2 separate regions of the Homo sapiens genome follow, and region 1 is linked to region 2. Evidence: read pairs that join two places in POLR2A ChIA-PET (ENCODE). Cell type or tissue: Panc1. All regions are shown on one strand. Each heading gives the region's core, and the rest is flanking DNA. Links, peaks and the distances in the headings are about the cores only.

Region 1 (5,377 bases), core at 79-5,078, 73 kb before region 2:
TATCCCCACACCACAGCATTCTCAAAACATATGTACTGCCAAAGTGAGCTTCCTTTTTTTTTTTTTTTTTTTTGAGACAGAGTCTTGCTCTTTTGCCCAGGCTGGAGTGCAGTGGCACAATGTTGGCTCACTGCAACCTCTACCTCCCAGGTTCAAGCAGTTCTCCTGCCTCAGCCCCCAACAGCTGGGATTACAGGTGCCCCCCACCGCACCCGGCTAATTTTTGTATTTTTAGTAGAGACAGGGTTTCATCATGTTGGTCAGGCTGGTCTGGAACTCCTGACCTCAGGTGATCCACCGGCCTCGCCCACCCAAAATGCTGGGATTACAGGCATAAGCCACCTCTCCTGGCCCAGAGTGAGCTTCTTACATATCAATTCCACCTCCATCCAGTCTCTCTGGCTCCCTGCCTCTGGGCACATTGCAGGCTCTGAAGCTGCACACAAGACCCCTCCCAGTCAGCCCACATCCTCCCCAGGCACCGTTTGCTACACACACACGTGGTTTCTCACCACTTCCTGGATGTCTTGTAGTCTTTCATGACTCTGGGCCTTTACATATGTGGTTGTCTTTATTTTGCCCTTCCTCTCACCCCTTGAACTCTTCTCTAGGTGGGAAATCACATTGTCTAGTGGGATTTCGCCAGTCCTCTGGCAGACAGAGTCATTACCTCCCCTACCACCATTCCTGGCTTTCTGCATGCACCTGCAAAAATGAGCCTTAACCATTTTTAGACATTTCTCCCCAGTTATGTGTGAATTCCCCAAGAGCAGGGGCCATGCTTTATTTACCTGTGTATTCTTAATAATTGATACAGTGACTAGCAAAAGAAGTGCCTTGAACGTGAATGTCCAAGTCACCTGGGTTTTTTGGCCTAAAGCAGGCATCACTGCTGTAGAGGTTAAAGGAGCAAAAGAGACGGGACAGGAGCACAGAGGGAGGGGCAATGGTGTGTCTTCTTGGCTAGGAAGGAAAAGCAAACATATTGAATACCTACTTTATATACCAGCTGAGGATCAGCTATCTGTCCACTACTTTACATATGAAACATAACCTCATATGAAACCCATCCTGGCCTGACACTGATCATATTCGCGGAAGGGAGAGGGGGTGGTTGGATGGTGGTAGCAGCTGGAAGAGAGGAGACGACAGCGGCTGGGATGAAGGCAGCGTGTGGTGAAATTACCAGCACCCTGGTCGTGCTCTGCTGAAGCAACCGTCACCAAGCCAAAGCCCCGTCTCAGTCTGGGCAGGACACACGAATATGCCCTTCCTGGCCAAAATCTCCTGGAAAGTATGTCATAAGGGAAGCAGCATGGGCTTCAGAGCCATGGAGACTGGGGTTCAAATCCCCCCTCAGCCATTGCTAGCTATGTGACCTCAAGCAAGTTACTTAGCCTTTCTGATCTTCAGACTCCTCTCTTGAAAAGGAAAGAAAAATACTTATTTCACAGGATTCATTCCCGGAGAAGATATTTTTTCAGTCCTCATTTGTGCCACCTTCATCTAGTCAATGGGAATATAGTAGCTTCAAATATAATAGGTACTTTGGGGAGGCCAAGGCAGGCGGATCTCTTGAGGCCAGGAGTTTGAGACCAACTTGGGCAACATGGCAAGACTCTGTCTCTATGGAAATTTTTAAAAATTAAAAATTAGACAGGCATAATGGCACATGCCTGTAGTCCTAGCTACTCAGGAGGCCAAGGCAGGAGGATCATTTGAGTTCAGGAGTTCAATCCTGCAGTGAGCTATGATCAGACCACTGCACTCCATCCTGGGAAACAGGGCGAGATCCTGACTCAAAATATACTATACACAGACACAACACACGCACACACACACACACACATACACACACGTAAAGTAGGTACCTAATAAATATTAGTTTCCTTCCTTTCTGCTATTTATACTCTGGGCAAAACACAGAATCCTTAGAGAAGTCCTCTACACTTTTTTTTTCCTCCAATGTACATTATTTTATCCTCCAAGTAAGATTATCTAATAATAATACTAAGACCTAGCCAGATGCAGTGGTTCACGCCTGTAATTCCAGCACTTTCGGGGGCTGAGGTGGGAGGATGGCTTGAGCTCAGGTGTTTGAGACCAGCCTGGGCAACATGCTGAAACCTTGCCTCTACAAAAATAGAAAACTGAGCCGGGTGAGGTGGTGCACACCTGTAGACCCAGCTACTGAGGGAGACGGGTTGGGGGCTGAGGTGGGAGGATCACTTGAACCCAGGAAGCGGAGGTTGCAGTGAGCTGAGATCGTACCACTGCACTCCAGCCTGGGCAACAGAGCAAAATTCTGTCTCAGAAAAAAAAAAAAACCCTAAGACCTAACATTTCCCAGGTACTTACCATGTGCTAGGAACTATTCAGTACGTATATATTTGTATATTTAATAATTTAATGCTCACAACTCAGTGAGGCTGGGTTTCCCAAATAAGGAAATGAAGGTGCAGAGAAGTGAAGAAATATGTCAAGGTCACACAGCCAGTAGATGAGGGAGCTAGGATTTGAACCTGGGCACCCTGGCTTGAGTCCACACTCTGAACCAATAGAAACCAGTACATCAGAGATCACATAGTTCAGCCCCTGTGGATGATACATTTGCTGAGCTACCTCTCTTTCCCAACCTTTCTTTTTGTTTTCTTATCTCCTCTCATCTCTTCTTTTCTTCTCAGTTGAGGAAACTGAAAGCCACGTTGGACAATGTTAGGTGACATGCTCAGAATGACATAGCTACTTCTGGCATTTATTCTGACTCCTATCCCAGGCCTTTTCCATGGCAGCATGGACCAATATGAAGGCAAATGGCTAAAATTAATTTTTTTAAGTAAATATTTTATATTATCTTATCCTCCTAGTTGTAATAATCATTTGAAGGTATCAGATCTGATAACAAAATATTTACATTAGATACCATAGTGTTTCTTTTTGTTTAATTAATACCAATTTGAAATGTGTTCTTTGTTTTTGCTAGTGTTGTTTGAATTTCTGCCCCCATAAATATTTGTGCCGTTGTCTTAGTTTCAATTAGCATTTGGTGTTTTCCTTGGACTGGTTTTTGTGATGGGATGGGGGTGGAGTATTCACAGCCTGATATGCCTTCTGTGAAACTCTGCATCCCGAAACCACATAGCGCAGTGCAGGAGACGACATCGATGTACAGTCAAAACAAGACTGGGAGTGCCCTGTGAGCCAGGCAGTGCTGCGTCTCAGCTGCAGAGTGACCCTGAAGCTCAGGACACCCGGAGGCAGTCATCACACGGAGGAACACTGAAAAAACAAGCCCTCCCCTGAACCTTCCAGAACTTTGCTCTGAACTGACACAAGGTGACCACCATCCAGAACCTAATTCCAGGGAAGAACACTTTTATGAGAGTCAACAGGTGTCATTGAGAAATCTGGATATAAGTTCATAGAGGGTGGTGGAGGAGAGAAATAAGACATTGTAAACCAAAGGCCCTTGCAGATAGAAGGATTTCCAAGTGCTCCTATATGTCAATGAACTCCTTTGAGTTTTTATTTCCCCATCTGTAAAATGGGACTACTAATACTCATCCTGATGATCACCAGGGACCAAATGAGGAAGTTATGTAAATGAGATCAGTTTAAAAACTATAAAGTGCTCTGGGAATACGACTGCTATTCTGTAATACATGTATGTATGTACTGTATGTATGAAGTGGAGTTTCAGCAGCATGACATGGACAACAGTGATTTCCACTAAAACACATGAGAAAGAATATACAATTCATGATAAATTTCAAGTGACTGTTGCATTTATTTTTATTATTTTTGGTTTTTAAAGACAGGGTCTCTCTGTTGCCCAGGCTGGAGTGTGGTGGCTATTCACAGGTGGGTCATGGTTGTAGCACACTACAGCATCAAACTTCTAGGCTCAAGTGATGCCCCACCTCAGCCTCCATAGCTGGGACTACAGGCAAACTCTATCACACCGAGCTAGTTATTGCATTTTTTTTTTTTTTTTGAGACAGAGTCTCACTCTGTTGCCAGGCTGGAGTGCAGTGGCGCAATCTCAGCTCACTGCAACCTCTGCCTCCTGGGTTCAAGCGATTCTCGTGCCTCAGCCTCCCAAGTAGCTGGGATTACAGGCGTGCGCCACCACATCCAGCTAGTTTTTGTATTTTTAGTACAGATGGGGTTTCACCATGTTGCCCAGGCTGGTCTCAATCTCCTGATCTCGTGATCTGCCCGCCTTTGCCTCCCAAAGTGCTGGGATTATAGGCATGAGCTACCGCTCCTGGCCGCTACTGCATTTTTAAACCTGGGTCAAGCAAGACAGCTTTGCAAACATAACAAAATAACAACAATACAGTCCCGTAGTGTTAGATAGGGATTTTGCACGGGCACTGAGCCTTCCAGACAAACTCAAGGCTGGTGAGGCAGGTGATACCTACAGCCTGGAGGAGCCAACTCCTCTACGCATGCTACACACACAGGGGTGCCGTTTCTGGGCTGCAGCTCCAGGCTGGGGAGAGTTCCTCGCATGGATAAATGTTAGAGACAGTGTCTTACAAAAATGAAAAACGAAGTCAAGTTTTCTTCGCAGCTTCTATACATGTACCCAATGAAAATCAGAAAACCACAATTCTAATTCTTAGGCCGGGCGCGCTGGCTCATGCCTGTAATCTCAGCACTTTGGGAGGCCAAGGCAGGTGGATCACCTGAGGTCAGGAGTTCGAGACCAGCCTGACCAACATGGAGAAACCCCTGTCTCTACTAAAAATACAAAATGGGCCAGGCGCAGTGGCTCACGCCTGTAATCCCAGCACTTTGGGAGGCCAAGACAGGTGGATCACGAGGTCAGGAGATTGAGACCATCCTGGCTAACATGGTGAAACCCCATCTCTACAAAAACTACAAAAATTAGATGGGCGTGGTGGTGGGTGCCTGTAGTCCCAGCTACTCGGGAGGCTGAGGCAGGAGAATGGCGTGAACCCAGGAGGCAGAGCTTGCAGTGAGCCAAGATCACACCACTGCACTCCAGGCTGGGTGACAGGGTGAGACTCCGTCTCAAAAAAAAAAAAAAGAAAAACACAGTTCTAATTCTTATTGATACTCTTTTGTCTCAGAATGATAGAACGGAGAAAAAGTAGAGGTTTTTTTTTTTGAGACACAGTCTCACTCTGCAGCCCAGCCTGAAGTGCAGTGGCAGGATCACTGCAGACTCAACCTCCTGAGCTCAAGCAATGCTCCTACCTCAGTCCCCCAAGTAACTGGGACTATAGACACACACCACCACACCTGGCTACTTTTTTTCATTTTTTGTAGAGACAGGGTTTCACTTTGCTGCCCAGACTGTGTCTCAAGCTCCCGGTTTCAAGCAATCGTCCCACCTCAGTCTCCCAAA
Region 2 (5,377 bases), core at 236-5,235:
CTGAGGCCTGTTGCTGCCATACTGTGTTGTCTTTACAGAGGGCACCCACGCTGCTCCGTGCCCCAGGCTCTGGCACTCTCAGGCTTCTCCTGGGGCAAGGCCTCCCACAAGAGGCCCCTTCCTTCCAGCTCCGTCAGCCACAGAGCCAGCCGCTGCTCTCCCCATGCTCGTACACGCTCCTGGCTGGGCCTCTTCCTTCCCTGTGGATCTGTGCTTCAGCCCTGGTCTGACTGGAGGGCCCCTCCTCCGTGGTCTGGTCAGAGCTTGATGGATTGCCCTGGGGCCAGCTTTTGGTGGAACAGACCACATCTCTCCTCCATAGGGAACACAAATGAAACTCCAATTCCCTAACAGTAAGAGGAGGAAAATTTGATTCTGTTCCCCCACCCCACAACGTTCTAGGTCTTTGTTTTCATCCAGCAGTTGCTCCTGACTCTTAATTTGCTAAAACAATCTGTCATGGGGCTAAGGTGAGACAGATTGTGGAGGCTGCACCACCCAGCCCACCCTACCTGAGCCTGTCTCTCCCACCCTCAGGAGGGAGGTGACTTGTATGGAGTTCTGAGTACCTCTTGTGTGCCACATCCTTCACGTATGTTGTTTTATTTGCGTGGCAGTCTGTGAAACAGGTTGCCTACTTTAGAGCTGAGAAGACTGAGGCTGGATGGTTAAGGAAATTTGTCTAAGGCCACATAGCTGGAATCTAGAGCTAGAATTGAACTTTAGTTTTCCTGGCTTCTAAGCTGGGTTTCTTGCAGACCCTGTAGTGTCTTGGAGCTGACTCCTACCCACTTATTGGAGACGACTGAGGAATCTGAGGTGGTTGCTGAAATCGGTTGTGGTGGGAATATTTACACCACAGGAATCGGCCAATGCTGTAAGTCAAGGTTTTTCTTTTTCCCCTTCCAGAGAGTTGGTTATCAGCATGTGCACCTAAGGCTTTACCACACATCCTTTTTTTTTTTCTTTCTTTTTTTTTTTCTTTGAGACGGAGCCTCACTCTGTTGCCCAGGCTGGAGTACAGTGGCGCAATCTCGGCTCACTGCAACCTCCGCCTCCTGGGTTCAAGCAATTCTCCTGCCTCAGCCTCCCAAGTAGCTGGGATTACAGGTGCCTGCCACCATGCCCAGCTAATTTTTTGTATTTTTAGTAGAGACGGGGTTTCGCCATGTTGGGCAGGCTGGTCTCAAACTCCTGAACTCAGATGATCTGCCTGCTTTGGCCTTCCAAAGTGCTGGGATTACAGGCATGAGCCACCGTGCCTGGCCTAATTTTTGTATTTTTAGTAGAGATGAGGTTTCATCATGTTAGCCAGGCTGGGCTCGATCTCTTGACCTCGTGATCTGCCTGTCTTGACCTTGTGATCCACCCGTCTCGGCCTCCCAAAGTGCTGGGATTACAGGTGTGAGCCACTGTGCCTGGCTCACACATCCTTTTTGTCCTGTTCTCCTCTTTGGGGGCTGTGCAAAATGTCGCTATCAAAGGAAGCATGTTGAAAACCAGAAGTTTTTATAAGAATCTGCTGCTTAACATAATGATGTAAATTTTCCCCAGGGTCACCATTATCCATTTTTTCCACTTTAGAAAAATATCTGTCCCCCTCAAGTTTCAGCCTGTGTACCATTTAAACACCAAACTTTTCACAGATTCTGGGGCTCAGACCACTTAGTATTACATACGGGAATCATGAAATCATTAGCTATTACCCTGTTTTACCAACTGTGTAATGTTGTATTTTTATGTTTGTTTGATTTTGAAAAGCCTCTAAGAACGTATAATTAATTGGAGTTTGCTAGTTTGTCTTTTCCTCTTTGTTTTAGTAGTTTGGATGGCTACGCACTAGATCATATTTAATGAGGTTATCATTCATTGTGGTTTGGGGCTTATTACTGCACATTTGGTCACAGACAAGAGCTTGTAAAGCAGAACGTGCAAATACCAGGGGCTTATGACTTTAGAATATTGTAATGATATGTGTGTGCAAGAGGGACCCAATCTTGTCCCTGGTTTAAAGCACAGGGTATATGTAAATCTAAGTTAGGTTTTACGATAAACAGAAGAAAAACCATTCAACCAGATACTAGTAAAATATTCAAAAATGCCAAAAATGTTTATGTGCCTAGCACGTTGATTTTTATTTTAAAGCACTTTACTCATTGACCAAATTATTTATAAAGCAAAATGTCTACTTCGATAGTTTTAAGAAGGGCTGGGTGGCGGGGTAGAGGAACAAATGTAAGGAGCTGGAAGATATTCAAAGTCTAAAGTTTTTTGCTTAAGGACAAAAACTGGCATGTTAGGGGGACAAACGGTTGATGTGATGTTGAATGGTAGTTCTTTTTTTTTTCTTTTGGAGATGGAGTCTTGCTCTGTCGCCCAGGCTGGAGTGCAATGCCATGATCTTGGCTCACTGCAACCTCTGCCTCCCGGGTTCAAGCGATTGGCCAGGCTTGTCTCGAACTCCTGACTTCAAGTGATCAGCCTGCCTCAGCCTCCCAAAGTGCTAGGATTACAGGCGTGAGCTACCCTGCCCAGCCTGAATGGTAGTTCTTGATGAATTATTTTATTTATTGAGTTGAATAAAGTTTGTTTTTGGAGGGTGAGTAGTGAAGAAGGAAGATGAGATTACAAATGTCTCAATTGTAGGATTCCATTTATCCATCACAAAACGATTGATAGTATTATAAGTTCTGTTTATTTGTTTGATGCTTAACAGCTTAAGAAGTACTTTTTTAAAAATCAAGTAATTTCAGAAAGGCAATGTGGTAGCTGTTTTATGGATTTGAAAGTCACTATGTGGTAGAGCTAGAGTTTTAACATTTACATTTTCTAAGTTGAGAGTTTTCAAAACAAAAACTCTATCGTAGCTGTACCATTTTAAGAAAAACGTAAGAAAGAATCAACTAAGTACTGTAGAATTTTATTCTCCTTCCAGTCTCAAATCTTCTACTTGTGAGTTCGTTAACCAAAATGCTAGGGCCTCATCTGTTTAAGACCTATGGGCTGGAGTCAGTCAAGGTCAGTATGTTAAAGTACAAAGAAATATTGTGCTATAGTTTTGGCAAGCCAGCGCCTTCTCATCAAGCGAGCATGCTGATTTTCACGTGATAACCTCGGGCAGGCCAATAGAACCCTGATTTGGGTCCAGAGTCATGGAAAATTTTCCCAATAACAACAGCTCTCTCCAGATAATATTAATAGCTTGGTATCAGTTCCTCCCGCAGGGAGTAAGCTCCTTCTTCTTCCTGCACCCCTGCCGCTAGGCCTCTGTCTCAGCAAAATGGGTGAGCAGAAGAGTGGAAAGACCAGCTTTGGAGCTCCATAGCTCTGCCGCTTAACGGCACCTTTTGGACAACACGCTTAACCACTCTGAACCTCACGTTCTCACCTGTAGTATGGGGATAAGGACTCCAGTACTTTTGGGGTGTTGCAAATATTAAAATAAGAATGCAGAATGCAACACTAAACACCTAGCAAAGGTTTGGCCCTTAGTGATTGAGCAGGAAAATTGTAGCTGTTATTTCCATTCACAATTGCACTGCACCTTACACTGTCCAAGAAGCCGTTGAGAAATTTGACAAGGTCTGCTCTGATCGTGAGGAGCTGATCCTGAACAGCTACCTTGCTGCATTGTTTTAGTTTCATCAGTAGTAGTGAAATCAGAGCAGCAGAGAGAAACAGTACCCCTCTGTTTGGTGCTGCATTTTGCCCCTGCTTACGCTGGAATCGTGACAATTTCTATTGCCAAAATAAAGCAAGGTAGGGGGAATTCACATGTTCATCCTTGTACCTTTAGAGCAATGAGGCTGTGAGGTGAAGAGCAACAACCGGTTTTGCCCACACCCAGGCCCAGGAAGACGCTGCCCTACTTGGAGGGTCCCGCAGCCCACGTGGGGCACATGCTGGGGGAGGGCTACCTCCAGAGACAATTTGAGAAGACCCAACTTTTGTCACTCGTTATCAGAGCTATAGCCCTCATTCCATGGTCTGCGTGCTGCCTGCTTGGCCTCCTTTTTTTTTTTTTTTTTTTTTTTTTTTTGAGACGGAGTCTCGCTTTGTTGCCCAGGCTGGAGTGCAGCGGCGTGATCTCGGCTTACTGCAGGCTCCGCCTCCTGGATTCACGCCATTCTGCTGCCTCAGCCTCCCGAGTAGCTGGGACTACAGGCGCCCGCCACCATGCCCGGCTAATTTTTTGTATGTTTAGTAGAGACAGGTTTTCACCATGATAGCCAGGGTGGTCTCGATCTCCTGATCTCATGATCCACCCGCCTCAGCCTCCCAAAGTGCTGGGATTACAGGTGTGAGCCACCACGTCTGGCCCGCTTGGCCCCCATTTCTAAGCAGGATACCCTCTCCCGTGTGAGGGCTCCTCAGGGTCTGTGTGGCCATGATGTGGAGTTGAGTTGGGTGCTACGTGGGTGCCTTGGCCTCACCTTTCAGCCCCGTTTCCCCTCTGCACATGGCTTCTACCTCCTCTCCTTGACCCCATGGTTAAACAGAGTTGGGTCTTTGTCCAGGGATCCCATTTGGCATTGGGTCAGCAGGGACTTCTATGTCGATTCTGCACACACATCTGCATGCCAGGCAAGTGTGGCCTTGTTCAGAGATAAATGGGGCCCAGTGCCCATTCCAGAAGAGGACAGCCCAGCACAAGGCAGCTGGACTCTGGGGCAGCCGGACAGGTTAGGGGCCACCATTCCTGCAGTAGGAGCAGTGATTGTCCTGGAGATGCCCTTGAAACTGGGCCTTCAGGTCAGCTGTGACCTCACGGTGGGTGCACTGTGGCAAAGCACATTGGATGCTTGGTTTAAGACGGTGAGTTTAATCCAGAGGAAAACGGGAAGACTTTGAATAGGCACAGGTGTGAGCAGAGCTGGATTTTTCAAAAGTGGTGACAGGTTGAATGGAGGAAGGAAACTATAGCAGTGCTCTTTTTTTGAGATGGAGTCTTGCTCTCTCTGCCCAGGCTGGAGTGCAGTGGCGTGATCTCAGTTTACTGCAACCTCTGCCTCCCAGGTTCAAGCAATCCTCCTGCCTTAGCTTCCTGAGTAGCTGGGACTTCAGGTGTGTGCCACCATGCCCAGATAAATTTTTTTTGTATTTTTAGTAGAGATTGGGTTTTGCCATGTTGTCCAGGCTGGTCCCCAACTCCTGATCTCAGGTGATCCACCTGCCTCAGCCTCCCAAAGTGCTGGGATTGCAGAGGTGAGCCACTGCGCCTGGCCTCATGCTTTTTGTTTTTAACCCCTTTGGCATCCTAATTGTCTCTTCAGATAAATCAACCTGTACTCATCCAAAATTTTTACTTTTAGGAAGTTTGTCTACTTTTTTTTGAGATGGAGTCTCGCTGTTGCCCAGGCTGCAGTGCAGTACTACA

The links. Peaks named below come from ENCODE experiments on the same cell type or tissue, not always from the same donor. Only the 100,000 strongest peaks of a DNase experiment are listed, where the experiment ranks them.
Region 1: POLR2A ChIA-PET joins it to region 2 with 7 read pairs; 9 of 35 experiments call an interaction of 5 or more read pairs at or near these places.

The regions. Positions count from the first base shown.
Region 1 is chr18:23,071,033-23,076,409 of GRCh38, forward strand. No RefSeq gene overlaps it. Among named protein-coding and RNA genes, the nearest start is that of CABLES1, 62 kb to the right of the region's middle. In Panc1, for the core only: no CTCF peak of the experiment used is centred there; no DNase peak of the experiment used is centred there.
Region 2 is chr18:23,143,969-23,149,345 of GRCh38, forward strand. The region is part of intron 1 of CABLES1 (Cdk5 and Abl enzyme substrate 1); the gene reads left to right. Among named protein-coding and RNA genes, the nearest start is that of CABLES1, 11 kb to the left of the region's middle. In Panc1, for the core only: no CTCF peak of the experiment used is centred there; no DNase peak of the experiment used is centred there; H3K4me3 peaks cover 86 bases; H3K27ac peaks cover 2,107 bases.